Regions from separate parts of the Homo sapiens genome. Here region 1 is linked to region 2. A link is a loop called in an ENCODE intact Hi-C map of the cell type or tissue named here. Cell type or tissue: PC-3. All regions are shown on one strand. Each heading gives the region's core, and the rest is flanking DNA. Links, peaks and the distances in the headings are about the cores only.

The links. A loop is a pair of places that touch in the nucleus more often than their neighbours do. Peaks named below come from ENCODE experiments on the same cell type or tissue, not always from the same donor. Only the 100,000 strongest peaks of a DNase experiment are listed, where the experiment ranks them.
Region 1: a loop joins it to region 2, with 4 times the contacts of the local background. A loop is called at or near these places in 18 of 110 quality-filtered maps.

Annotation. Positions count from the first base shown.
Region 1 is chr3:12,697,096-12,714,091 of GRCh38, forward strand. No RefSeq gene overlaps it. Among named protein-coding and RNA genes, the nearest start is that of RAF1, 41 kb to the left of the region's middle. In PC-3, for the core only: CTCF peaks have their summits at 9,568 (motif pointing right) and 11,976; DNase peaks (open chromatin) are centred at 9,566, 10,516 and 11,896.
Region 2 is chr3:12,825,758-12,834,385 of GRCh38, forward strand. It overlaps CAND2 (cullin associated and neddylation dissociated 2 (putative)), which reads left to right. Exons shown (of 15, transcript NM_001162499.2): 13 at 1,683-1,847; 14 at 5,708-5,815; 15 at 7,998-8,628. The coding sequence ends at 8,225. Among named protein-coding and RNA genes, the nearest start is that of SNORA7A, 10 kb to the right of the region's middle. RefSeq lists an enhancer at 4,366-5,314. In PC-3, for the core only: CTCF peaks have their summits at 4,726 (motif pointing left), 5,002 and 5,208; DNase peaks (open chromatin) are centred at 3,204, 3,884, 4,384 and 4,684; H3K4me3 peaks cover 1,782 bases; H3K27ac peaks cover 3,349 bases.

The DNA.
Region 1 (16,996 bases), core at 4,830-12,829, 120 kb before region 2:
GGGACTACAGCTGCCCACCACCAGGCCCGGCTAATTTTTTTTTGTATTTTTAGTAGAGACGGGGTTTCACCGTGTTAGCCAGGATGGTCTTGATCTCCTGACCTCGTGATCCACCCACCTCAGCCTCCCAAAGTAAGCCACCGCACCAGGCCACTAATTTTTTTTTTTTGTATTTTTTTTTTTTTGAGACGGAGTCTTGCTCTGTCGCCCAGGCTGGAGTGCAGTGGTGTGATCTTGGCTCACTGCAAGCTCCGCCTCCCGGTCTCACGCCATTCTCCTGCCTCAGCCTCCGGAGTAGCTGGGACTACAGGGGCCCGCCACCACGCCCGGAGAATTTTTTGGATTTTTAGTAGAGATGGGGTTTCACCGTGTTAGCCAGGATGGTCTCGATCTCCTGACCTCATGATCCACCCACCTTGGCCTCCCAAAGTGCTGGGATTACAGGCGTGAGCCACTGCGCCCAGCTTTTTTAATATTTTTTGTAGAGACATGGTTTCACCATGTTGCCCAGGCTGGTCTTGAACTCCTGACCTTAAGCAATCCGCACGCCTTGGACTCCCAAAGTGCTGGGATTACAGGTGTGAGCCACCAGGCCCGGCCAACAACCCACTTTCTAAACTATATGGAATTTCCTGAGTATTACCTGTGAAGTAGGTATTATTCCCATTTTATAGCTGATAAACCAGAAGGTCTGCAAGAAGAATTTCCTCCAAGCCACATGGGTTGTAAGAGAGAAGTTGCATCTCACACCCAAAACTTATAATCTAAAAATTATCCCTAGACCTTAGTTAGCATCAAAGTGACCTGGGGGTTTGTTAGAAATGTGCTATCTCGGCCAGGCGCGGTGGCTCCTGCCTGTAATCTCCACACTTTGGGCGGCCGAGGCCGGCGGATCACGAGGTCAGGAGATTGAGACCATCCTGGCTAACACGGTGAAACCCCGTGTCTACTGAAAATACAAAAAATTAGCCGGGCGTGGTGGCGGGCGCCTGTTGTCCCAGCTACTCGGGAGGCTGAGGCAGGAGAACGGCGTGAACCCGGGAGGCAGAGCTTGCAGCGAGCCGAGATAGCGCCACTGCACTCCAGCCTGGACGACAAAGCGAGACTCTGTCGCGAAAAAAAAAAGAAAAGAAAAGAAATGCGCAATCTCAGCCAGGCGTGGTGGCTCACGCCTATAATCCCAACACTTTGAGAGGCCAAGATGGGAGGATCACTTGAGGCCAGGAGTTTGATGCCAGCCTGGCCAACACGGTGAAACTTTGCCTCTACTAAACACATAAAAATTAGCCTGGCATGATGGCACGTGCCTGTAGTTCCAGCTACTCGGGAGGCTGAGGTAGGAGAATCGCTTAAACCCGGGAGGCGGAGGCTGCAGTGAGCTGAGATAGTGCCACTGCACTCCAACCTGGGCTCCAGAGCGAGACTCTGTCTCAAAAAAATAAAGCACAATCTCAGGCTGCCCTCCGACTTGCTGGATCAGAAACTGCCTTTTATAGGACCCTGCAATGATTCTCATGCACATTAAAGTTTGAGAAGTACTTCCTTGGTGACAAGGAAAGGCAAGGAGATACAGGGAAAGCCACCAAGGGCCCGGCAGGAGTGGGAGTTGGCAAAGCAACCCCAGCTGTCAAGACTTGGGAGGGTTAAGGCCTGTGGCAAATGAACTCCTTCTCTCCTGACCTCAGTCTCTTCTACTTTTTGTGATGGGACTGCAGAGCTGATAGCTTTCTCTGTGCATTTCAAACTTTGTGCTGACATGCCCCAGATGAGCTGGGTATACTAGCAGCTTTCTAGTGTTTATTCCCTAAGTTCAAAAGTAGTTTGACTTAAACCTCAACTTGAATGGAAAGGAAATCCTAAATTTAAGTAACACATATCAAACATTGGCATATGAGCTCCCTGATGGGTGGCCAACCGTGCCAGTTTGCCCAGGACTAAGGGATTTTGTGGGATGCAGGACTTTCACTGCTAAAACTAGCACAGTCCTGGGCAAACTGGGATGGTTGGTCACCATATCCCTCTTTTCAGCTTCTCAAATGAACACATAGGCAATTCCTTACTTAGCACAGTGATTCTAACACTGGCTACACATTGGAATCACCTGGACACTTTTGGAAAAATAATAATGCCTGCTGACTAACCTAGATGAATTAAATCAGAACCTCTGTGGGTAGGGACTGGGCATTGTTATATCAAAAAATTTTCCCATGTGATTTTGTGTGTGTGTGTGTGTGTGTGTGTGTGTGTGACAGAGTCTCGCTCTGTGGCCAAGGCTGGAGTGCAGTGGCACAATCTCAGCTCACCGCAACCTCTGCCTCCCAGGTTCCAGCGACTCTCCTGCCTCAGTTTCCTGAGTAGCTGGGATTACAGAGGCTCACCACCACACCCAGCTAATTTTTATATTTTTAGTAGAGACTGGGTTTTGCCATGTTGGCCAGGCTGGTCTCACACTCCTGGCCTCAAGTGATCCGCTGGCCTCAGCCTCCTGAAGTGCTGGAATTACAGGCGTGAGCCACCATGCCCAGCCCCCATGTGATTTTGATGTGTAGCTAAAGTGGAGAGCCAATGCTCCTCCTGAAGTCGTCTTTCGCTCTGAGTAGCACATTTTTTTTCAGGAACATGAATAATTGGCTGAAGAAAGGAAAAAGGAAAAGGGGCCAACTTTTACTGAATCCATGCCTTTCACCCTGGTCAGCACCCAAGTGCCAGAAGATGTACTGTCTGTGAAGTAGGGGTTATTTGTGCCAATTTTGCAGATAAACACTGAGGATCAGAGAAGTTCTTAACTTGGCCAAGGTCACACGACTAGGAATTAGTGGTGAACTGTGTGATTCCAGGTCTGTCTCTTCACACTAAGGCCAGGACAAGAATTTGCAAAACTAATTGCTGATGGTAGAAGTCAGAGGTATACGGATGGGAGAGAGTCACGAGCAAGCTTGTCAGGGGGCTGGAGGTGTTCTAAATCTTAGTATTAGTGGTTGTTGCAGGGGTTTGCAAGATGTAAACATCTCTGAGATGTATGTGGAAAATAAACGCACTTTAAGTTTACCATCTGTATGTTACACCTAAAAGTCCATAAGCTCCTCAGCCAACAGTGACCTTGCGGTAGGACCCACTAGTTGACCCTGGAGGTCTGCATGGGCAGTGGACTGAAGAAGGCAAAGGCTGTGGAGTCAGATGGAACTGGATTCCAGTCCAGCTTATGACGTTGGGCAAGTCACTGGACATCATAAATTGAGGGAGCAATACCTACCTAACTGGGTTAGCCTTGAGGCCTAAGGAAGAAAATACATGTCAAGTCTCTAGCACAGGGCTTGGCACCAGACAGAACAGGCAGTTCCTAAGTGGTCAGTAAATGGTGGCTTTAAGCCATCTTTAAGACGTCTGTCCTGTTAGAAGGATACAGAGTCGGAGACTTCTTGAGGTAACAGGAACAGCTGAGGAACGGGAACACCTAGGGACAGAGCATTTACAGAACTTGTCCTAGGTCTTCCTACCCTGTTGAAGAGATCACAGAAGAGATCATATGGAGAAGCCAGGTCGAGAGACAGGCCTGATGTCCCAGTGCCCTAGCTGAGCCCAGCCTTTGAGCTGTCCCCAACAAGGTGCCAGTCATGTGCGTGAGCTGTTTTGGACAGTCCAGCCCAAGTGAGCCCCTGGATAATGCTGTTCCTGCCAATGGCACGTGGAGCTGAGCCTGGTCAATGCAGAATCTCAAGAGGTAAAGCATGGATATTGTTTTAAGCCATTGAACTTTGGGGATAAGAAAAACAGGAATTGCTATTTAGAGTAGGAGGGCTCCAATAATCAACACCAAAAACATGTGCCATTGGCTTAGAAACAGAGCAGTGGGCAGAGGCTAGACAGGCCCCGAGGGGATTGTTATTGGAACATGGAAGGACTGTGAACGTAACTGTAATAGGGCCTTTGCCTGACACAGGGCAGATCAATATGCTGAGACACTTGGTTGCAGCAGAGAAAGAGGTTTAGTTGCATGGCTGGCTAATGAGGAGATGAGAGGAAACCTCAAATCTGTCTCTCCAAGGAATTTAAGGATAGGGTTTCTAAGGGGTTTGGAGTGGGCCAAAGTGTGGAGATTGTCAATTGGTGGAAGAGGGCAGGGAGAAGTCATGGGACAGGGAGATGAAGAAGCTGTTTTCATACTGGTCTGGTTCCTCCGTGGGGGTCTTCAAACTGATTGGTGTCAGCTGTTCCACTGGAAGTCAGGATCTGCTTGAGCAATTTTTTTTTTTTTTTTGAGACAGAATCTCACTCTGTCACCCAGGCTGGAGTGCAATGGCACCATCTCGGCTCACTGCAACCTCTGCCTCCTGGGTTCACGCGATTCTCCTGCCCCAGCCTCCCGAGTAGCTGGGATTACAGGCGCCCACCACCACGCCAGGCTAATTTTTTGTATTTTTAGTAGAGATGGGGTTTCACCATGTTGGCCAGGCTGGTCTTGAACTCCTGACCTCAGGTGATCTGCCTGCCTCGGCCTCCCAAAGTCCTGGGATTATAGGCGTGAGCCACCACGCCCGGCTGCTTAAGCAATTCTTTTTTTTTTTTTTTTTTTGAGATGGAGTTTCGCTCTTGTTGCCCAGGCTGGCATGCAATGGCGTGATCTCGGCTCGCAGTAACCACCACCTCCCAGGTTCAAGCAATTCTCCTGCCTCAGCCTCTCGAGTAGTTGGGATTACAGGCATGCGCCACCACGCCCCACCTTGCTTAAGCAATTCTTAAATAAAAGCTTTGTGATTCTTATGTCAGAGATCCTATCTATCTCAAGTGGGTCAAAGTGCAGCCTGATTAATGCTTAATTATAACTATATTTCTGTCCAGAATTCTTGTTAACCCTGTGAAGACAGCTGAATGAGGAAATTGTTATTGGAGGCTGAGTAAAGGGGACCCAACTAATTCACTGGCAGAATAATTTAGTAAAACTGTTCCCTGTGATAATGTGGGCACTAAAACATACCTCATGAACTTGCTGATTTGGCTGATGCAGAATGTTGATGGCACCAACTGGTTCGTGTTTTTTGTTTTTTGTTTTTTTGAGACAGAGTTTTGCTCTTGTTGCCCAGGCTGGAGTGCAATGGTGCGATCTCAGCTTACCGCAACCTCTGCCTCCCTGGTTCAAGCAATTCTCCTGCGTCAGCCTCCCGAGTAGCTGGGATTACAGGCATGCGCCACCACACCCGGCTAATTTTGTATTTTTAGTAGAGATGGGGTTTTGCCACGTTGGTCAGGCTGGTCTCGAACTCGTGACCTCAGGTGATCCGCCCACCTTAGCCTATCAAAGTGCTGGGATTACAGGCGTGAGCCACTGCGCCCGGCCAACTGGTTCATTTTAACTGCATAGCAGGAGGTATGGATAGACAGATGAATTGAAGAAGGAATTGTTCAGGATCCAAGCAGAACCTAAAGAAAAAGTTTCTAGCCCCACTAGAAACTTGCTGGATTGGAAAAAACAACTGTTTCTTGTTCCTAACCTTAACAGCCCAGTAAAAATTCTCCCAGAAAACAAAAACCTGAAGGGATGACCAGATGTGATGGCTCATGCCTGTAATCCTAGCAGTTTGAGAGGCCTAGGTGGAAGGATCGCCTGAGGCCAGGAGTTTGAGGTTACAGAGAGCCCTCAGTTGCACCATTTCACTCCAGCCTGGCAGGGACAGAGTGAGATCCTGTTTCAAAAAAAAAAGTTAAAAAAATGTGGAGGTAGGGGAGAAACCTGGTGCTAAAGATCAAATCCAGGGAACTTCTAGTAAAACGTGGCCTCCGGGTCAAGACCAAATCAGTGACACAGCTATAAGACCCTTTTGTTGATATTTCAGAAAGATTTAAGCATTTGCCAGGTGGATCCTCTCAGCTAGATAAAAAGGCCTCTAAGAATCTTTAGGGCATTGTTCCTCAGCAGTAGATGCAGGGTCCAAAGCAGAAAAGGCTTGTCTCCGAAAGAAACTAAGGGTGGCTTTTGTCTAATGCAGTGGATTGTAATCAGATACACAGGAAACACAACATTTTTAATTGTACTTGCTTGACTGAAAGGAATGGAGACTTTTTTTTTTCTTTTGAGATAGAGTCTCACTCTCTTGCCCAGGCTGGAGTGCAGTAGCAGGATCTCTGCTCACTGCAACCTCCACTTTCCAGGTTCAAGCAATTCTTCTGCCTCAGCCTCCCGCATAGCTGGGACTACAGGTGCATGCCATCAAGCCTGGCTAATTTTTGTATTTTTAGTAAAGATGGGGGTTTCGCCATATTGGTCAGGCTGGTCTCAAACTCCTGACCTCATGATCCGCCTACCTCGGCCTCCCAAAGTGCTGGGATTACAGGCGTGAGCCACCATGCCCGGTGGAACAGAGTCATTTTAAAACAAAAGGTAGCCTTTGTGGCCCCAGCTCCCTAAGTGCAGGAAGCCAGCAAACATGGTCATACCTTATGGAAAAGAAGGATGATTCAGAGGGTGGAGCCAAGAGCCTAAGAGGACCATTCCCAGGAAGCTGACCCGGGGCTTTCATCAATGTTTTCTACCCTTGGAGCAGGGAGGATTGTATCCCGTGGAATTTCAGAATGGCCACGGACCTGTGACTACCCTAGGTCTCGTGTTTTTGAATGGGAGCGTGTATTGTGGCGCCTGAGTTCCTGTTTTGCCATTCTACGTTGGGTCTATAGGGGGAGAGAACTTGTTGTCTCTTTAGTTCACAGGTCTTCAGAGCAGGAGGAACCACACCCAAAGGCCTCAGCAACAACTGGCTGAGATTTAGTTGATGAGTAACTTGACTTCAAGCCTAGGCCTGAGGCTGAATTGGGGTGAGACTCTGGGAGTTACGGGAGGTAAAGGGAAGTTCATTTTGCATGTGAGAGAGGCTTTGGGGACCAGGTAGTAGACTATGGTGACTGGTCTCCAAAGATGGCCCAATGACTCATGCCTCCCTATGTGCATGCCTTTGTGCAGTCCACTCCCACATCATATCTGGGCTGGTTCTGTGACCTACTTTAACCAACAGAAGGCAGCAGATGTGATGGATGCCATGCCAGCTCTGGACCTAAGAATTAAGGTGGCCTGCTAGTGTCAGCCTTTGCTGTTTGGAAGACCCTGAGCGACCATATAAGAAGCCTGTTTACCTTGTGCTCATAAGACCACATGGAAAGGCCTTGGGTAGGGGAGAAGCCCTGAAACCACCTGGAAAAAGACAGGTGCAGCCTTTCTGGTCTGGCTGAGTTCACACCTCTAGCCACCCCACCAACCTGCCAGACATGAGAATGCCATCTTGGATGTTCTAGCAGAGTTGAGTCCCTGGATGATATCGTGTAGAGCAGAACTGACCTCAGATTACCTGAGTCAACCCACAGAGTCATGAGAAGAGAATACAATGGTGGTATATTTTTTAGTGTGTGTGGTTTTTTGTTGTTGTTGTTGTTGTTTGTTTGATTTGAGACAGAGTCTCACTCTTTCATCCAGGCTGGAGAGCAGTGGTGTGATCTTGGCTCACTGAAAGCTCTGCCTCCTGGGTTTAAGCAATTCTCCTGCCTCAGCCTCCCAAGTAGCTTGGGTTACAGGTGCCTGCCACCTGTAATTTTTTTTTTTTTTTTTTTTTTTTGAGACAGAGTCTTGCTCTGTCGCCCAGACTGGAGTGCAGTGGCTCAATCTCGGCTCACTGCAATCTCTGCCACCCGGGCTCACACCATTCTCCTGCCTCAGCCTCCCCTGTAGCTGGGACTACAGGTGCCCGCTGCCACGCCTGGCTAATTTTTTGTATTTTTAGTACAGACGGGGTTTCAACGTGTTAGCCAGGATGGTCTCGATCTCCTGACCTCGTGATCCGCCTGCCTTGGCCTCCCAAAGTGCTAGGATTACATGTGTGAGCCACTGCACCTGGCCTGATTTTTGTATTTTTAGTAGAGACAGGGTTTCACCATGTTGGCCAAGCTGGTTTTGAACTACTGACCTCAAGTGATCCACCCACCTTGGCCTCCCCAAGTGCTGAGATTACAGGTGTGAGCAACCGTGCCCAGTCAATGGTGATATTTTAAAGCCACTCAGTTTTGGGATAGTTTGTTATACAGCAGTAAACAGCTAAAATGCCATTGGCCAAATCCAATCAGAAATTAAAGAACAAGAAGCCCAGGAAAAGTGTGCTTATAATCATCCTCCAGAAGCAGAGAGTGGAATGGAGAAGGGTGAGGAGTGGATCTGGAGGGGTGAACTGAAGATAACTAACACTGGTCCTGAAGGCTTAGATATGGGGTAAGAGACAGGGATTCCTGGGTTTGTGACATTCGGAATTGGAAGGATTGTGAGACCTTTGCTGAAACAGGGATGGCTAGACAACAACCATGTTTTGGGGGGAAAGGCTTGATTTCTATTCTGGATATATAGAGGTTGAGAGGCTTTGGGACATTCACATGGAAGTGTCAAAGGAGAGGAATGTGAGAACCGTCAGCGTACAAAGCTGGGAACTGTAGCTGAGGGTGAAGTTGCCCAGAGCGAAAGGCCGGGGTGAGATAAGAAGAGGGCCAAGGACTGAGCTCTGAGGAACCCAAGCATTTAACAGTCAAGCCTGCAAAGGAGACAGAGAAGGGACAACCAGAGAGGTAGGATAAAAAATGAGGATTGTGCAATGTCAGGGAAGACATGAAAAGAGGATGATAGAAGAGAGCAGTCAATGACATCTTACACTGCTCAGAGGTCAAGTCAGAAGAGAACTGAGGGCCAGGTGCAGTGGCTCACACCTGTAATCCCAACACTTTGGGAGGCTGAGGCAGGGGGATCACTGGAGCCCAGGAGTTCGAGACCAGCAACATGGTAAGACCCTGTCTCAAAAATAAATAGACAGACAGACAGACAGACAGATAGGACCAAAGGATCCATCGAGGTTGGTGGCCTTCAGGAAAGCCATTCCAGTTTTCTGGGGCTCACTAAAGTGAGCACTCACTCCCTTATTAGGCAGCATGAAATGAGTGAGCCCATAAAATGGGGCCAGCAGAAGAGCTGGGGCTATTTCCAAAGAGGGAATCCAGATGGCCAACAAACCCTTGAAAAGGGGCCAAACCTCAATAGTCACCAGAGAAATGTGAATTAAAACCACAATGAGCTTTCATTTTACGCCCACTAAATTGGCTAAAAATAAAAAACCTAATGATACTAGAATTTGGCAGGGGTATTAAGCAAGTGGAACTCTCAGGTGCTGTTGGTAGGAATGCAAGTTGATATAACCATCTTGGGAACAGTTTGACATTAACTAGTGTGGTTGAGGATGTGCATAGTGTGTTAAGCCAGGTTTCCTGAGAAACTGAGGAGGGTGTTGGCATGCAGAGGTTTTATGGGGAATGCCCTTAGAAATAGCACCTATGAGGTAGTGAGGAATCAGGATTTCCCATAGGGAGAGGATGAACTGTGCTAGAGTTGTAACAGAGACCTCTGTCACTGGGAGCTCTGAAACTGGGATGGCCCTTCACAGTTGTCCTGAACTGACAGAAGGGCATCATGCCTTTATACTCCTCTGTTGATCAGTCATTGGCTGGAACTGCACCCAAAGAGTGGTTGCAACCTTTTCCACTAGAGGGCTCTCCTGCCACCTGGGAAGTGAGTGAGTGCCTTGGTCCTGAAGAGGGAGATCTAACACATCACAGCATCCACTACAGTCCTGCACCACATGGATCCCCCTGCTTCATAAAATAAGCTAAACCCATCTGAGAACAGCTTCTCCAGGATTCTGCTTCATCTCTTTTTCTCTTTCTTTCCTTCTTTTTCTTCCCCTTTCTTTCTTTCTTTTTATTTCTCTTTTTTCTCTCTCTTTTCTTTCTCCCTCTTTTCTTTCTCTCCTTTTTTCTTTCTTTTCCCTTTCCCCTTTCTTTTCCTTTCTAATAAGGTCTCACTCTTTTGCCCAGGCTGGAGTTGCAGTGGCAACCATGGCTCACTGCAACCTCGACCTCCTGGGCTCAAGTGATTCTCCCACCTCAGCCTCCCAAGTAGCTGGGACTACAGGTGTGCACCACCATACCCGGCTAATTTTTATAGAGACAGGATCTTGCTATATTGTCCAGGCTGGTTGAAAACTCCTGAGTTCAAGTAATCCTCCCATCTTTGCCTCCAAAAGTGTTAGGATAACAGGTGTGAGCCATTACACCTGGCCATTTTCTTTTCTTTTTTCATCTCTTTTTCTGGGGAAGTTTGAGAAGGTTAGTGGAATGAATGGCAGCTGTCACGCTGCAGCTGGTCTCAGGGCACAGCTGATAGTCTTCTTCTCCCTCCTCTCCTGTGCATTCTAGATCCCCTCACCCTCGGCCAGCGTCTCTGCTGGTCTAGGTGGCTTACCTAGTGAGATGGCCCTGAGAGGTTTGAGACCATGGTCACCATGCTTGTCTCAGGTCATGGTTGCCGCATCTGTCTATTAACCATCAAAGTTGGTCAGAGAAGAACCAAGAATCACCGCAATAGATCTGCTGGAGTGTTAGATGAGTCCCTCCCCATCCTGTTGTGCAACAGCAGCCCTGCCTCCTCCTGGTGATCATTTAACCTGCCAAGAACATGACTCCTTTTTTTGCCTGCTGGTCTGTTGGTGTAAGGAGCCTGAAGTGACCAGGTGGCAGCTGGTTTGATAAGACAAATTTTATTGGCCTCCTGGGGGAAGCATCCTCCTGCTGGGAATGAGGACTTCTAGACCTATAGAGCCTAGAGCTGTACAGATGAAAGGACTGATTTCTCCCAGCAGCTCACTGGGAGTACAGTGAGAGCAGCCACTCATACTTCCACCCCCGGATTCCCAGATCCATTTATTCTACTTCGACAAGACAGCCCCAGCCCCAACCTGGAAATACCATCTGATGTCTCTCTACAGGCCTGCAAAGAGCAGGCACTTGAGCTCTTAATCAACAACTCATAAATGGCTGTTGATTCAGGGTGAATACTGCATCCTGGGGGATGGTGCTGTATCCTTGCAGTGTCATTTCCAGATTGATGCCTTGGCTGCATTTCTTTTTTTCTAACTAAAGTGCTTTTTATTTATTTTATTTTATTTTATTAATTTTTTGGGGGCGACAGAGTCTCACTCTTGCTGGAGTGCAGTGGCATGATCTTGGCTCACTGCAACCTCTGCCTCCCAGGTTCAAATGATTCCTGTGCCTCAGCCTCCCAAGTAGGTGGGACCACAGGTGTGTGTTACTTCACCTGTAGTAGCTTTTTGTATTTTTAGTAGAGACGGGGTTTCACCATGTTGCCCAGGCTGGTCTTGAACTCCTGGGCTCGAGTGATCTGCCTGCCTTGGTCTCCCAAAGTGCTGGGATTACAGGTGTGAGCCACTGCACCCGGCCACTAAAGTGCTTTTTAAATTTTTAGACTTGCCAAACATCTTTAATATAGAAATTCTTTAATCTATCAACTCAAATCACAGCAGCAGCCACAAAGCAGTTAAAGGAAGGGTCTTGGGAGGGAGAAAGGAAGGTTTTCAGGCTCCTGACTATTTCCCTCACCTGCAATCCCGCTTGCTGCCCATGAGAACACGGTCTTAGCAGAGAACAAGTCAAGGCATCCAGAGCCGTAGGGGCCTTACAGCCCACTCTAGGGTGGCCTAAGTGCTGTAGTCCCCTCCAACATGACATCACTGCAACCTCTAGGGAAAGCCAAATCCAGCTAGGAGACAATAGGAAGGTGATTGTTACTGAGAGGAGACATTCATCTGCATTCTGCTGATCATGTCTTTTGGAGATAGAATTTTCCAGACACTGTTGGATAGAAAAGAGTTAAAAATGCACCTGGGAGAAGAATAGAAGTTGAACGTTAGTCTGCCTTCTGCCAGAATTCCTTGCCCATGACTCTAGAAAGCTGGCGTGGATCTGCTCAGAGTTGGGAAGGGGAAGGGATGACAGAATCTTTGGTCCAGTGGGGCTGGAGCCTTGCCAGGCACTGACCAAGAAAGCCTCAAGGCAGATCAGCGACTCCTGTGGGAAGCAGCACTGGGTGAACCATACTCCAGGGAGTGCTGTGGTACAAAAATAGCTTTCAGGCAGAACTTATTGCAGGTGTGGAAGAGAGAAAGGACTCAAATGGGAAAGAATTAAGAGCTCAAGTGCCTGCCTTTTACAGGTCTACAGGGAGACGTGAAATGATATTTCCAGTTTGGGGCTGGGAAAGACCCAGTCTATTGTTCCTCTGGGGCCCAGTTTGACTGTTTGGATGTAGGCAACAGCACCAAAGTCCTCCAGGGTCATTGAGGCCAGCTGCTTCTGGGCAAGGTGGTATGTGGTAAGTCCAGTGGATGTCACAGTCATAAGCAAGGCTGTACCACCTTTGCTGTCTCTTGGTCTAATGGGAGTTATCTGAGACTCTTGGTCTAATGTGATATTATCTGAGACCAAATGTTAGTGGATCAGTGCTTTGCAAGTCCTTAGATCGGCCGAGGCGTTGTAGCCAGGAAATGTAACACACACCCAAAAGATGTGTCAGTTGCAGTCAACATGAATTGCTTCCCCTTCCAGGTAGAAGAGGTCTGATGTAACTAGCTTGCCACCAAGGGGCTGATGGGGCTCCTTGAAGGATGGTTGTCATGTTGAGGTTTTTTTTTTTTTAATTATTTTTTCTCATACATCACATGAAGGATGAAGAGGGCTCTATGTTAATCTTTGTTGCTGGAAGATTGGACATTCAACAGTGACAGTAGCTAGAGCATTCTTAGTGAATGCAGAACCTCTAACCCCGCCACATAGCTTCTCCATTTGTAAACCCATTGTGCCAGAACTGGGGTGGCCAGTGACAGAGGCTGACTGCTGAATGGACTGAGTCTCTCTGCCTATTTTGTTACATGGTAACTTCTCCACGGTAGATGCTGTCTGGGGGACAGGAGCATAAGATGCAAAGATTTTCACACTTTGTGCCAGTTCCCATGGGTCCACACATCCCTGTGTCCCAGACCTCCTTGTCTCTAATCTTCCTATATTTATCCTTCCTAATTTTGCCACTGCCCATATGTCTGTAACTTACCTCAGGTTATTTCTCTTGGCCACGAAGTGGTTGAGCATGTGCACTGCCCAAAGTTCGGCCTGTTGGGAAGATTCCTTCTCATTAGTGTCTTTAAGGGTCCCTGCTGAGTGAGGCTGCAGTGCAGTTGTTCTCTGTTTTCAACTTGCACTGCCATGCTGAATGCACCCACCTGTGGATCAAGCTTGGCCTTTTTCCTGTTTGCTGGCTGGTCATAAGGGAGCCCAAAAGCAGCTGCCAGGGTGAGCCGAAGGAGGCATGCAGGTGTCACACTGGGGGATGACATGGGGGTCTTGGCCACCATGGGGATCTTGTGCAGCTTACTCGTGCTCTCTGGCCCTGCTTGTGCCTGATCCCAGATGTTCCACCTTACTATGGATTGCTGTCAAGCCCATCTGACCTTGTCATTTGGTAGCTCTGACAGATCCCAGCTTGGGATGGACAGTTCTGGCTGCAAGGGTCACTTAATGTCCAATGGTCAAGCCCTCTATCTCTACGAGGGCCACCCACAGGTAATTTGTCAAATGGCAATAATTCTCTGCTGCAGACTGAATGGCTTTGCTCTGGAACTTGAGGGATCTACGTGGTGATTCTCTCATTGGGGCTTGCCATAAATATATGGCATCTCTTCCCACCACAGATACCTCTAATAGCCCAGGTTCTTCCAGGTTATGTGGCCCCAGAGGCTGAGCTGCTTGTACTACAGCCTGACTGTGCCAGAGAGCTCTTTTCTGCCTTGAGATCTGTTCAAAGTTGTCAGCCTTCCATGTTCCTAAGAAAATGGGTTGGAGCAGTATTCCAAAGTATAAAATACGCCACAGGCCGGGCACGGTGGCTCACACCTGTAATATCAGTGCTTTGGGAGGCCGAGGCAGGTGGATCACCTGAGGTCAGGAGTTTGAGAACAGCCTGGCAAATGTGGTGAAACCCTATCTCTACTAAAAATACAAAATTATCTGGGTGTGGTGGCAAGTGCCTGTAGTCCCAGCCACTCAGGAGGCTGAGGCAGGAGAATCACTTGAACCTGGGAGGCGGAGGTTGCAGTGAGCCGAGATCACGTCATTGTACTCCAGCCTGGGCAAAAAGAGTGAAACACCATTTCAAAAATAAATAAATAAATAAAGTAAAATATGCTGCAGAAGTCTACAAAGTGTTGCTGTCTTCTTCTTTTTTTTTTTTTTTTTGAGACGGAGTTTCACTCTTGTAGCCCAGGCTGGAGTGCAATGGCATGATCTCGGCTCACTGCAACCTCCGCCTCCCGGGTTCAAGTGATTCTCTTGCCTCAGCTTCCTGAGTAGCTGGGATTACAGGCGTGCACCACCAGGCCCAGCTTATTTTTTTTAAATTTTTTAATTTATTTTTTGTATTTTTAGTAGAGACGGGGTTTCATGATGGCCAGGCTGGTCTTGAACTCCTAACCTCAGGTGATCCACCCACCTTGGCCTCCCAGAGTGCTGGGATTACAGGCATGAGCCACTGCGCCCAGCAGAGTGTTGCTATCTTCTTAAGGAGGAACAAGGTGTAATTACTTGTCCTTTGCCTTGGAGAGGATGTCCTAGCAGGCCCCAGACCATTGAATCCCTAAAAACCTCATGATGTGGTGAGCCTCTTAAACTTCTGGAGTCCTTCTAATTCTTTTTTTTTTTCCTAGTTTATTTGCTATTTTTTCCAACTTTTAGATTCAAGGGGTACATGTACAGGTTTGTTACCTGGATACATTGCGTGATGCTGTGATGCTGAGATTTGGGATACAAATGATCCAGTCACCCAGGTACTGAGCATAGTATCCGACAGTTTTTCAATCCTTGCCCCTCTCCTCTCCTCCCCGCTCTAGTAGTCCCCAGTGTCTAGTGTTGCTGTCTTTATTCCCATCAGCCCCTGATGTTTAGCTCCCACTTATAAGAACATGTGGTATTTGATTTTCTGCTCCTGTGTTAATTTGCTTAGGATTAAATTCTTTTTTTTTCTTTTTTTTTTTTTTGAGATGGAGTCTCGCTCTGTCGACCAGGCTAGAGTGCAGTGGCGCGATCTCAGCTTACTGTGAGCTCCGCCTCCCGGGTTCACACCATTCTCCTGCCTCAGCCTCCCGAGTAGCTGGGACTACAGGTGCACGCCACCATGCCCGGCTGATTTTTTGTATTTTTTTAGTAGAGACGGGGTTTCACTGTGTTAGCCAGGATGGTCTCGATCTCCTGCCCTTGTGATCCGCCTGCCTCAGCCTCCCAAAGTGCTGGGATTACAGGCGTGAGCCACCATGTCTGGCCAGGATTGAATTCTTATAGGGTTTATCTCCAACTCTCTGGAGCCATGTCCTGTTCATCCAGTCCTATTAACACTATCTCGCCCATAGACTGGATCAATATGATGTTTTGCAGGATGCCCAGATGGCCCAGTCCCTTTACACCATGTTATGACAGACGGCAAGACTTAACATAGCCTTGAGGTAGACTGTAAATGTATATTGTTGTCTGTCCCCACATATATTGAGCTATTTTTGGTCCTTTTTCTTGTTAGGGATGGGAAAGCCAAATCAATGGTTGGACACCACAGACTTGAAGCAATGTTAATCAGATCTAGGAAGACACCATCTCCACACAGCAACTTCAGTTGGGGCTTGTATTAGTCCGTTTTCATGCTGCTGATAAAGACATACCTAAGACTTGGTAATTTATAAAGAAAAAAAGATTTTACTCACAGTTCTATGTGGCTGGGGAAGCCTCACAATCATGGCGGAAGGTAAAAGTCACATCTTACATGGCGACAGACAAGAGAGAATGAGAGTCAAGTGAAAGGGAAAACCCCTCATAAAACCATCAGATTTCATGAGGCTTATTCACTACCACGAGCACAATATGGGGGGAACCGCCCCCATGATTCAATAATCTCCCACCAGGTCCCTGCCACAACACATGGGAATTATGGGAGCTACAGTTCAAAATGAGATTTGGGTGGGGACACAGCCAAACCATATCACAATTACTATTTGGCTGAGTTTGCAGTAGTCCTCCATCATCCTCCAGGATCCATTCAATTCTTGCAGGAGTCAGTTTAGTGAATTAAATGGGGGGTAGATGGTGACCACGACCCCTGAATCTTTGAGATCTTCTAGAGAATTCAATGAAGAAGTAGTTTCAGCTGCATTTTACAGACAAAGAAACTGAAGTTTAGAGAGTTTTACAAATATTTATTGTAAAACTTTTTTTTGTCAAATCTGTTTGACTCACAAGCTTTTTACTTAATCACTAAGCTACCCAGCCAATAATTGTAATTAGAGTTAATTTAGGAAACTGAAAAAGAGATGACTAAATTGCTACATGTCCATAAAACTCCATCATGTTTTTTGTTAGAAATGTTATTAACAAGTCTAATTTTCAGATCAAAAGGGGCCAATTCTGCCTAATTTATTAAAAGTGGGAGATAATGCTGGGCACAGTGGCTTATGACTGTAATCTCAGCACTTTGGAAGGCTGAGGTGGGAGGATCGTTTGAGCCCAGGAGTTAGAGACCAGCCTGGGCAACAAAGCAAAACCCCATTTCTACAAAACATACAAAAAAATTAGCCAGGCATGATGGCACATACCTGTAGTCTCAGCTACTTGGGAGGCTGAGGTGGGAGGATCACTTGAGCCCAGAAGGTCAAGGCTGCAGTGAGCTGTGATCGTACCACTGCACTCCAGCCTGGGAGACACAGCGAGACCCTGTCTCAAAAAAAAAAAAAAAAAAAAAAAAAAAAAGTGGGAGATAAAACTCAGTGGAGAAAGTGTTAGTTTTTATTCCTGGCAGCTTTCAGACAAACTGTATTTCCTAAACTATATGCCAGGATGTTTCCTCATTTAATTTTTCCAGAATTGTAATGGAAAAAGAAAGAGGAAAAAAAGTTGCCACCCAAAACTAAAATATCCCTTTCCATATGGAGCAAAGCAGCATGAGGCTGTTGAGAGCCAGAGGATCAACTTTGTGCAAATGAAGCAGTGCAAGGAATGGCTCTCTGTGTGTCCTTAGGCAAGTCACCTCATGGATCTC
Region 2 (8,628 bases), core at 405-8,404:
GTCCTGCCCTGACTCCGAGCTGTGGGACCCCAGCCAGGGCAACCTGATCCTCTCTGAGCCTCAGTTTCTCCTCGTGAGCACATGAGGGTGCTAATTGTGTCTGCGTCATAGGGTTGCTGCAACAATTTGGTGAGTGAGGTCCTGTAAGTGTTCAGAACCACCGCAGGCACACAGCCAGCGCTCAGTAAATGTTGATGTTTGACAGGTGTTCACTGAACATCTGCACTGCGCCCAAGTGCCAGGACTCAGAGTTGGGCCTGACTGGGTTTCTGCCACCAAGGAGTTCATCGTGGCCCCCTAAAGGACAGAGATGCCAACTCTGCTGATTACAGACAGCCCCCGCCTTACAATGGTTCAACTTTACAATGGTGCAAAAGCAGTAGCGTTCAGCAGGCTCCTCACCTTATGATGGGATTGCTTCTGGAAGCCAACTTACAATGGACCTATTGTGATGTAATCCCATCATACACCAAGGAGCAGCTGCGTTTCACTTAGAGCCCACCTGGTAAAGGAAGGATTCGGGGGCAGAGGTTAAAGGTGATTTAGTAAGTTTGAGCTGTGGAATACTAGCAGCATTGAGGCCCTTTAAGCTGGGCTTTGAAGGGTGAAAAGGTGTTTACCATTAAAACAGGGCTTCATGGTTGAAAGCTTCAGAAAGACCTGGGTGTCTTTTTTGTTGTTTTTTTTTGAGACAGGATCTTGCTGTGTCACCTAGGCTGGAGTGCAGTGGCACAATCACAGCTCACTGCAGCCTCGACCTCCTGGGCTCAAGCGATCCTCCCACCTCAGCCTCCTGAGTAGCTGGGACTACAGGCGTGTACCACCACACCTAGCTAATATTTTGTATTTTTTTGTAGAGATGCGGTTTTGCCATGTTGCCCAGACGTCTCAAATTCCTCCTGCCTCGGCCTCTCAAAGTGCTGGGAGGACAGCCATCATGCCCAACCTACCTGGGTTTTAAATTCCAGTTCAGCCACTTACAAGCAGTGTATCCTTAACCTGTCCAGCTCAGTTAATTAACCTGCCCAACTCAGTTTCCTCATCTGTCATTAAATGGGATCAGTAACATTTACTTTTTTTTTTTTTTTTTTGAGATGGAGTCTCGCTCTGTCACCCAGGCTGGAGTGCAGTGGCGCGATCTCAGCTCACTGCAACCTCCACCTCCCTGGTTCAAGCAATTCTCCTGCCTCAGCCACCCAAGTAGCTGGGACTACAGGCACGTGCCACCATGCCCGGCTAATTTTTTTGTATTTTTAGTAGAGGTGAAGTTTCGCCATGTTAGCCAGGATGGCCTCAATCTCCTGACTTCATGATCCGCCCGCCTTGGCCTCCCAAAGTGCTGGGATTATAGGCGTGAACCACTGTGCCTGGCCAGTAACATTTACTTCTGATGGCATTTGTGATGCTTGAATGAAACGTCATCAGTCAAGCAGTCAGCACAGTGCCTGCCACTCAGACAGTGCCTGCTCAGTAGATTATAAGAATAATTGTTCTTATTGCCACTGTTATCACTTGGGGGAAATGACACTGCAGGCTGAGCAAAGGCATGGAGACTTGAGAGTATAAGGCACGATTTGGGGCTGGCATGGATTGTGGAATAGAGATGTGGGGTTTGTAGCAGAAGCTAGAAGAGGTGTCCTTACACCCTGGGGCCATATCACCAACCTTCATCCCTCCTGCAGGTGGAGATGGGGCCCTTTAAACATACAGTGGACGATGGGCTGGACGTGCGGAAGGCGGCCTTTGAATGCATGTATTCACTGCTTGAGAGCTGCCTGGGCCAGCTGGATATCTGTGAGTTCCTGAACCATGTGGAGGACGGGCTGAAGGACCACTACGACATCCGGGTAAGACCAAGCCCCCTGCCAGATCTATGTGCCCCTGTACCAAGGGATAGTCGGGCACCATTGGGGCCATGCTTGTTTGTCCTTGCTCCCTACTCCAGGCACCCAATGAAAATAGCTGCATTGTTGTTTTCTGATAAGAAAAGGAACCTGTGTCTCAAACACCTTTGGTGGGAGTCTACACTGGGCAGGCTCTTTGGAGGATGGTTTCACAGCAACCAGAAAAAAAAAATTGTCCAGGTGTGGTGGCTTATGCCTGTAATCCCAGCACTTTGGGAGGCTGAGGCAGGAGGATGGCTTGAGCCCAGGAGGTTGAGGCTGCAGTGAAACATGATCACACCACTGCACTCCAACCTGGACGACAAAGCGAGACCCTGTCTCAAAAAAAAAAAAAAAATTCCCAGACGAAATTTTTGACCCTGCAGGGCACTTTCAGCTGTGGAATACTAGCAGCATTGAGGAGCGAGCTGCATCTCTTCGTGTTGTGACCTGAAAGAGCTCCAAGCCCCAATGTTGAGTGGCAAGAGCTAGTTCCAGAAGTTAGGACCATTTTCTTAACAGACAGAGTGAGTCTGGGGCTGGTGGAGACGTCGGTTTCTTCAATTTATATCTTTCTATATCATTTTTTTAAATGTTAAAGTTTATTCACATATATGATAGAAATCATTTAATTGTGGCGAAATATTAATAATACAAGTTACTATCTTCAGTAACTTACTATCTGCAGGTGAAGTGTTTTTTTTTTTTTTTTTTTGAGACAGGGTCTTGCACTGTCACTCAGGCTGGAGTGCAGTGGCTTGATCTCAGCTGACTGCAACCTCTGCCTCCCAGGTTCAAGCGATTCTCCTGCCTCAGCCTCCCAAGTAGCTGGGACTACAGGTGCCCACCACCACACTCAGCTAAATTTTTTTTGTATTTTTAGTAGAGACGGGGTTTCACCATATTGGCCAGGCTGGTCTCGAACTCCTGACCTCAAGTAATCTGCCTGCCCTGGCCTCCCAAAGTGCTGGGATTACAGGTGTGAGCCACTGCGCCAGGCTCCATCTTCACTATTTTAAAGTGCACAGCACAGTGGCAGTAAGCACATTCACATTGCGGTGCAGCCGTCACCACTGTCCATCTCAGAACTCTTTTCTCCTTCCCAAACTGAAAACTGCACCCATTCAACACTCTATGAATTTGACTACTCTAGGTTTCTGCCCTTGTAAGTGGAATCATACAGTATTTGTCCTTTTGTGACCAACTTGTTTCACTTAGTCTGATGTCCTCAAGGTTCATCCATGTTGCAGCATGTCAGAATTTCCCAGTGTTGTATGTACAGACCACCAGTTTGTTTACCCATTCATCCATCGCTGGACAAATATTTGGGTGTTCCCAGCTTCTGGCTATTATGAGTAATGCGACTGTGAACCTAGGTGTTCCGATATCCTTTGGAATCCTGCCTTCAGTTCTCTTCACTTTACCCAGAAGTGAAATTGCTGGATCATACGGCAATTCTGTGTTTAATGTCTTAAGGAACTGCTATACTACAACTTTATTTTTAAGTTTTTATTTATTTGTTTGAGATGGAGTCTCACTTTATGGCCCAGGCTGGAGTGCATTGGTGCAATCTTGGCTCACTGCAACCTCCGCCTCCCGGGTTCAAGTGATTCTCCTGCCTCGGCCTCTTGAGTAGCTGGGATTACAGATGTGCACCACCACGCTCGGCTAATTTTTATATGTTTTAGTAGAGACAGGGTTTCGCCATGTTGGCTAGGCTGGTCTTGAACTCCTGACCTCAGGTGACCCACCCACCTCGGCCTCCCAAAGTGTTGGGATTACAGGCATGAGCCACCACGCCCGGCCCCATATTACAACTTTAAAAAATATGTACTGTAAGCGTGAGTCACTTTTTATAAGGAAAAATTAATACAAAGTAATCAAAAGTAACCCATACTTGTTTTAAAAGATTTACACAAGATGAAAGCAAATAAAGAAGCAAGTAATAATCACCCAAAAGCTTCTCCACACCCAGAGAGGCCTGCTGTCTCAGTGTGTTTCTTGGGATGATGCACATAGACCCTCATTCATTAGTCAGCCAGTATTAAGTGAGTGCCAACACGCCAAGGTCAATGTGAGAGGTGGGGTCCCTGTTCTCAAAGCTGTGGAGATGAGTTTATGAGACCTGTTTTCTAGAAATGGGATCACACACATGCTGTTTTTTTCCCCAGCCTTTTAACTTACATTTACTGTATGTTGTTTGCTTTGCTTTTCAATATATATCAGTCCTGTCAACAGCTGCAGGAGTTCCCATTTCTGTTGCACTCACTGCTACACATGTATGTTATTTGCACATTTTCACAATTACAGACAATGCTGCTGTGAACACCCTGGTGCATTACTGTGACCCACGGTGTGATCGGTGGGCTTCTAGGGTGGAGTGCATGTTCCTGCTAAAGCATCCGATGCGCGTGGTGAGGCTGCACCTCCTGCAGCGGGCGTGCCTCTGACCACTCCAGACTTGGAGTTCCTGGGACGCTCCTTCCTGCACTTCCTGTCTGCCTGTCTCCCCCTCGGCTTTATTATTGCTTTAAACTCTTGCTTCCTGCCAACCCCCAAGAAAGAGAAAAGAAGAAACAACATAAGTTCTCTGGGATTCCAGCCCCAAGATCTTGGTTGAGAAAGGGGGTTGGGTTTTCCAGTGTATGCCATGCAAACTAGTGGAAAATGATGGGGCGCACAAAGCTGAACAGGACTTTCCACCACAGGGTTCCGGGAGGCTCCAGACGGGAGGGGTGTACTCAGCTTCCATCATCTGGGTGTGCCTGGTATTAGGCATCTTGTGGGGCTACTGACCCCAGGACACAGAGTGAGGAGTTCTGGGCCAGCCCAAAGCTCCACCTTGTGGGGATTTTTCTCCAGGATCGAGCAAGTCTGTTTCTTCCATCCAGTCTGGCCATATCCTCTCATGCCTGCCCTCCAGGAGCGCAGGACAGGGCCTAGGCACCAGTGCAGCCTTGGAGTCCACTCTGCTGCCACCCCCTGGGGTGAGGAGGGTGGGTGTTACAGCTATAGAGCCCACAGCTTTGCGTCATCAAGTCTTCAAGTGAGCCTTTAGAGAGGGAGTGAACACCGCCCAGTTCACAGGGGAGACGGAATCTTGTCTAGTTCTAGGGCACAGGGTCATGGAGTAGCCAAGAGTCATAGCTCCTGAAGTCCAGCACCGCTGCTCCTTGCTGCCGTGGGCTGGGCCTCCTCCTTTGCTGTGGGGCTTAGGGGTCAGGGTGTGGAGATGGGTAGGGCGTGGGGATTTCAGACAACCAGTCTTTATGGTGTGCAAGGCTTCTTTGTGAGGACTTGACTATTTTCAAAAGACAGGACAATTATTCCCCTACAGGCTGAATCTAGGCCTGCAGCCATGTTTAGTTGTTGTTAAAAGTTTTTGTTTGGTTTTGAAATCAGGTGTCAACATTTAAAAATCGAGACTTTTTTTTTACATGAAAATTGGGATTTCTTTTGAAAACAATCCAGTGGCCCCAAGCTACATGTTTGCACTCCCACCTGGCCACACTCAGCCAGAGCTGCCCCAGCAGCCCCCTTCACTCATCCCCAGCATCTGCCTGACTGGTGGGCATCTGAGCTTGAGAACGACTCCCTCCCTGGTGCTTTTCTGATCCTCCTTGGGTCATCCAAGTGTAGTTGGCAAAGAAAGTGTCACCATTTGAGGAAACAGACCCAGAGAGGGAGAGACTCTGGCAGGACTTCACGGTGGTCTGAACTTGGGCTTCAGGTTTCAGTTGTGGGGCCTCTGCTCTTTCCCAGGGCTGGCTGCTGCTCTTGCTCCTGCACCATTTCACTAAGAACCATCTCCTTCCTCTGGGCAGATGCTGACCTTCATCATGGTTGCCCGGCTGGCCACCCTGTGTCCTGCACCTGTCCTGCAGAGGGTGGACCGACTCATTGAGCCACTAAGGGCCACCTGCACTGCCAAGGTAAGTCCCTGGCCCAGCCCTAGCCCAGGCCCTGGAGCACCTATGGAGTCCTCGGCCAGTCGTTCAGTTACCCTTACTGAGCACTTCCTGCAGTGCAGGTGATGTTGTGAAAGTGCTTCATTTAATCATTGTCATTGCCCTATAAAGTACCTCTTATTATCATTGTATACACAGGGGAACAGAGGCTTTGAGAAGTTGTTATTGGCCAAGGCTACACAGCTAGTAAATTGCAGAGCTGGATTCAGACCCACCTCTGTCTCTCCTTCCATTCATTAAACACTTCCTGGGTGCTGAGCCTCGTGGGAGATACTAAAGATGTAACATTGAGCCTGATAGGTTCCCTACTGTCAATCTCTCACCTCCTTGTTGGGAAGCTGGGTCAGATGACTGGTCTAGGACAAAGCTGCTGCTAGACTGGAGTGCCTGAAGGGTCTGGAGGAGGGATGTGGGGTGCAAGCCCTCATGGAAAGCTGGCGTTGGGAGCAGAGCCTGGCGCACCTACGTGGTACCTAGTAAATACCTGTTGAATGAAAGAATACATTTGGGTTTTTTAAGGATGGGAATCATTACCAAAAGGAGAGCAGTGTTTTAGGTTGGCACTTAAAGAGGAGAGATACCCATAAAGTGGTGATTTTCAAAAATGAAATCTTCTGTGGATAAAACACTAAAATTGGTAGTTTATTCATAGAAACCTGCCTTGTAAGTTTACATTTTTAACATATGCTTATTATTGAGTCCATCCAAAAAAACACTTCTACAGGGCCAGGCCAGTTTTGACAGTCTCTCATTTCTGGTTTTCTCTGAGCTCTATGGCACCAAGAAAAGTCCCAGTTCTTAAGAGGGAGGTATATATGGCACTGCAGTGCCAGAACATTCTTGCAGTAAAGCCGAGGTGGCAAGAGAAGCTCTGCCCTGAGTTTCCACAAGAGCCACTCATCTGGCCACGCGGAGGATGCTGTCTGTTGGGCATTGGGATGAGCATGGGTAAATCCACACCCACAGTCCTTACCCATGACCCTGAAATCTACCAAGCTCTGACAACCAAAAGCTTTTTAGGAACCTGTTTGTCACACAACTTGACTTGAAGTGGCATGAGGCTATGATCTTTAATTCTTACCAATGTACCACTTTTATATAAGGGACTTGATCATCTGAGGATTTTGGCATCCCCTGGGATCCTGGAACCAAACTCCCATGGATACTGAGGGACACCTGTACTACTCACATTACTCATACATGTAGTAGAGTATTCATGTATTTGATTACAGGGTATTGTACAAAACCCCTCGGGAATGTTATCTGCACAGTATTACCTTTCTAAAACCCAAAATGTCTTGGATTCCAAAGCACATCTGGCTCCAGGGGTTTCAGAGAAGGGAGTGTGGACTTGTGTCGTTTAATCCTCTTGGCAACTCTTACGACGAGGCAGCTCTTACTTATAGATGGGGAAATGAGGCTCAAAGATGTAGTTACCTGAAGTCACAGCTCTTGGGGGCAGAGCCATTTGAACACAGGACTCTGCAACTCCAATGCCAAGCTGTTACCCACTGCATTGAATTCTTTAGGAAGAGCCCAGCATAATAAGGAACTTGAACTTTAGTCCATAAGCAGTGGAGGAATTACTGAGCTCCTCTGCCTAGGTAGGAGATGGTGGGGGAAGAGGAAACAGAAACTGCAGGAGGTAGTTTGGGGTGCTTACACTCCGGCTGCATCTGCAAAACTGATTGCGGGGCAGGGACTTGAGTATGGGGAGGAGGCTGCTAGAAGACCATCGCAGTGATCCATTCATTCAGTCTAGTCATATGGTGCTAAGAGCTGGTTTTAAGCACAGCAAATATAGGCTGGATCCCTGCAGTCTGTAGGAGGTAAGTATGGGAACACAGTACTTGCCACTGTCAATTAACAAAAAGCGAGCACTTCAGATTGGCTGCTCAGAGGCCCCTCAGGCTGTACTCAAGCTGATTTGAATGGCAAAGAACCTCTGTGGGGAAACTAGCCAGTGCAAAAGCCCAGAGGTGGAGTTAGGAAATAGCTGGTGAGACAGAAGCCTCAGGAGACCTCGCAGCAGGGATTTATGTTGGGGAAGATGATGGGGCAGAGAGGAAGCCAAAGACCAGTGAGGAGGCAGTGGTGTGGGCCAGGCTCAATAAAGGATGGCTGCTTCTGCTGTTTCCTACTTTAGGTCAAAGCTGGTTCTGTGAAGCAGGAGTTTGAAAAGCAAGATGAACTGAAGCGCTCTGCAATGAGGGCAGTGGCTGCCCTGCTGACCATCCCCGAGGTGGGGAAAAGCCCCATCATGGCCGACTTCTCTTCCCAAATCAGATCCAACCCTGAACTTGCTGCCCTCTTTGAAAGCATCCAGAAGGATTCCGCTTCAGCCCCCAGCACAGACTCAATGGAGCTCAGCTAGTCCCCTCAGCACCAAGGTGGGCCCTCGCTTAAGAGAAAGGAGCCCACCCAAGTCCGAGGCCTCCCCATCCCACCATCGCAGGTCTCTACTTTTGCCCTTCCACCATCTCACTGGGGGCCCTGTCGCTCCTGGTCAGGGCTTACAGTGCCTTCTCCAGGGACCCAACTCAAAGGCCCCCAGCCCAAGCTGTGAGGCTGCCAACAGTTGGGCCCCTTCCTTAACTCAGGACAGTCATCCAAAGAAATAGGGTGAGGAAGTTTTCCAGTGACTTCACACTGTACCCCTCCATAGTCTGTCTGGTTCCTTCAGAGGGTGTCTCTGCCTCACAAACTAGTAGTATTTAGAAATAGGCTGTGCTGTCAGCTGTAAAAGATCAGGAGGCAGCAGACACCACTCTGGTTTC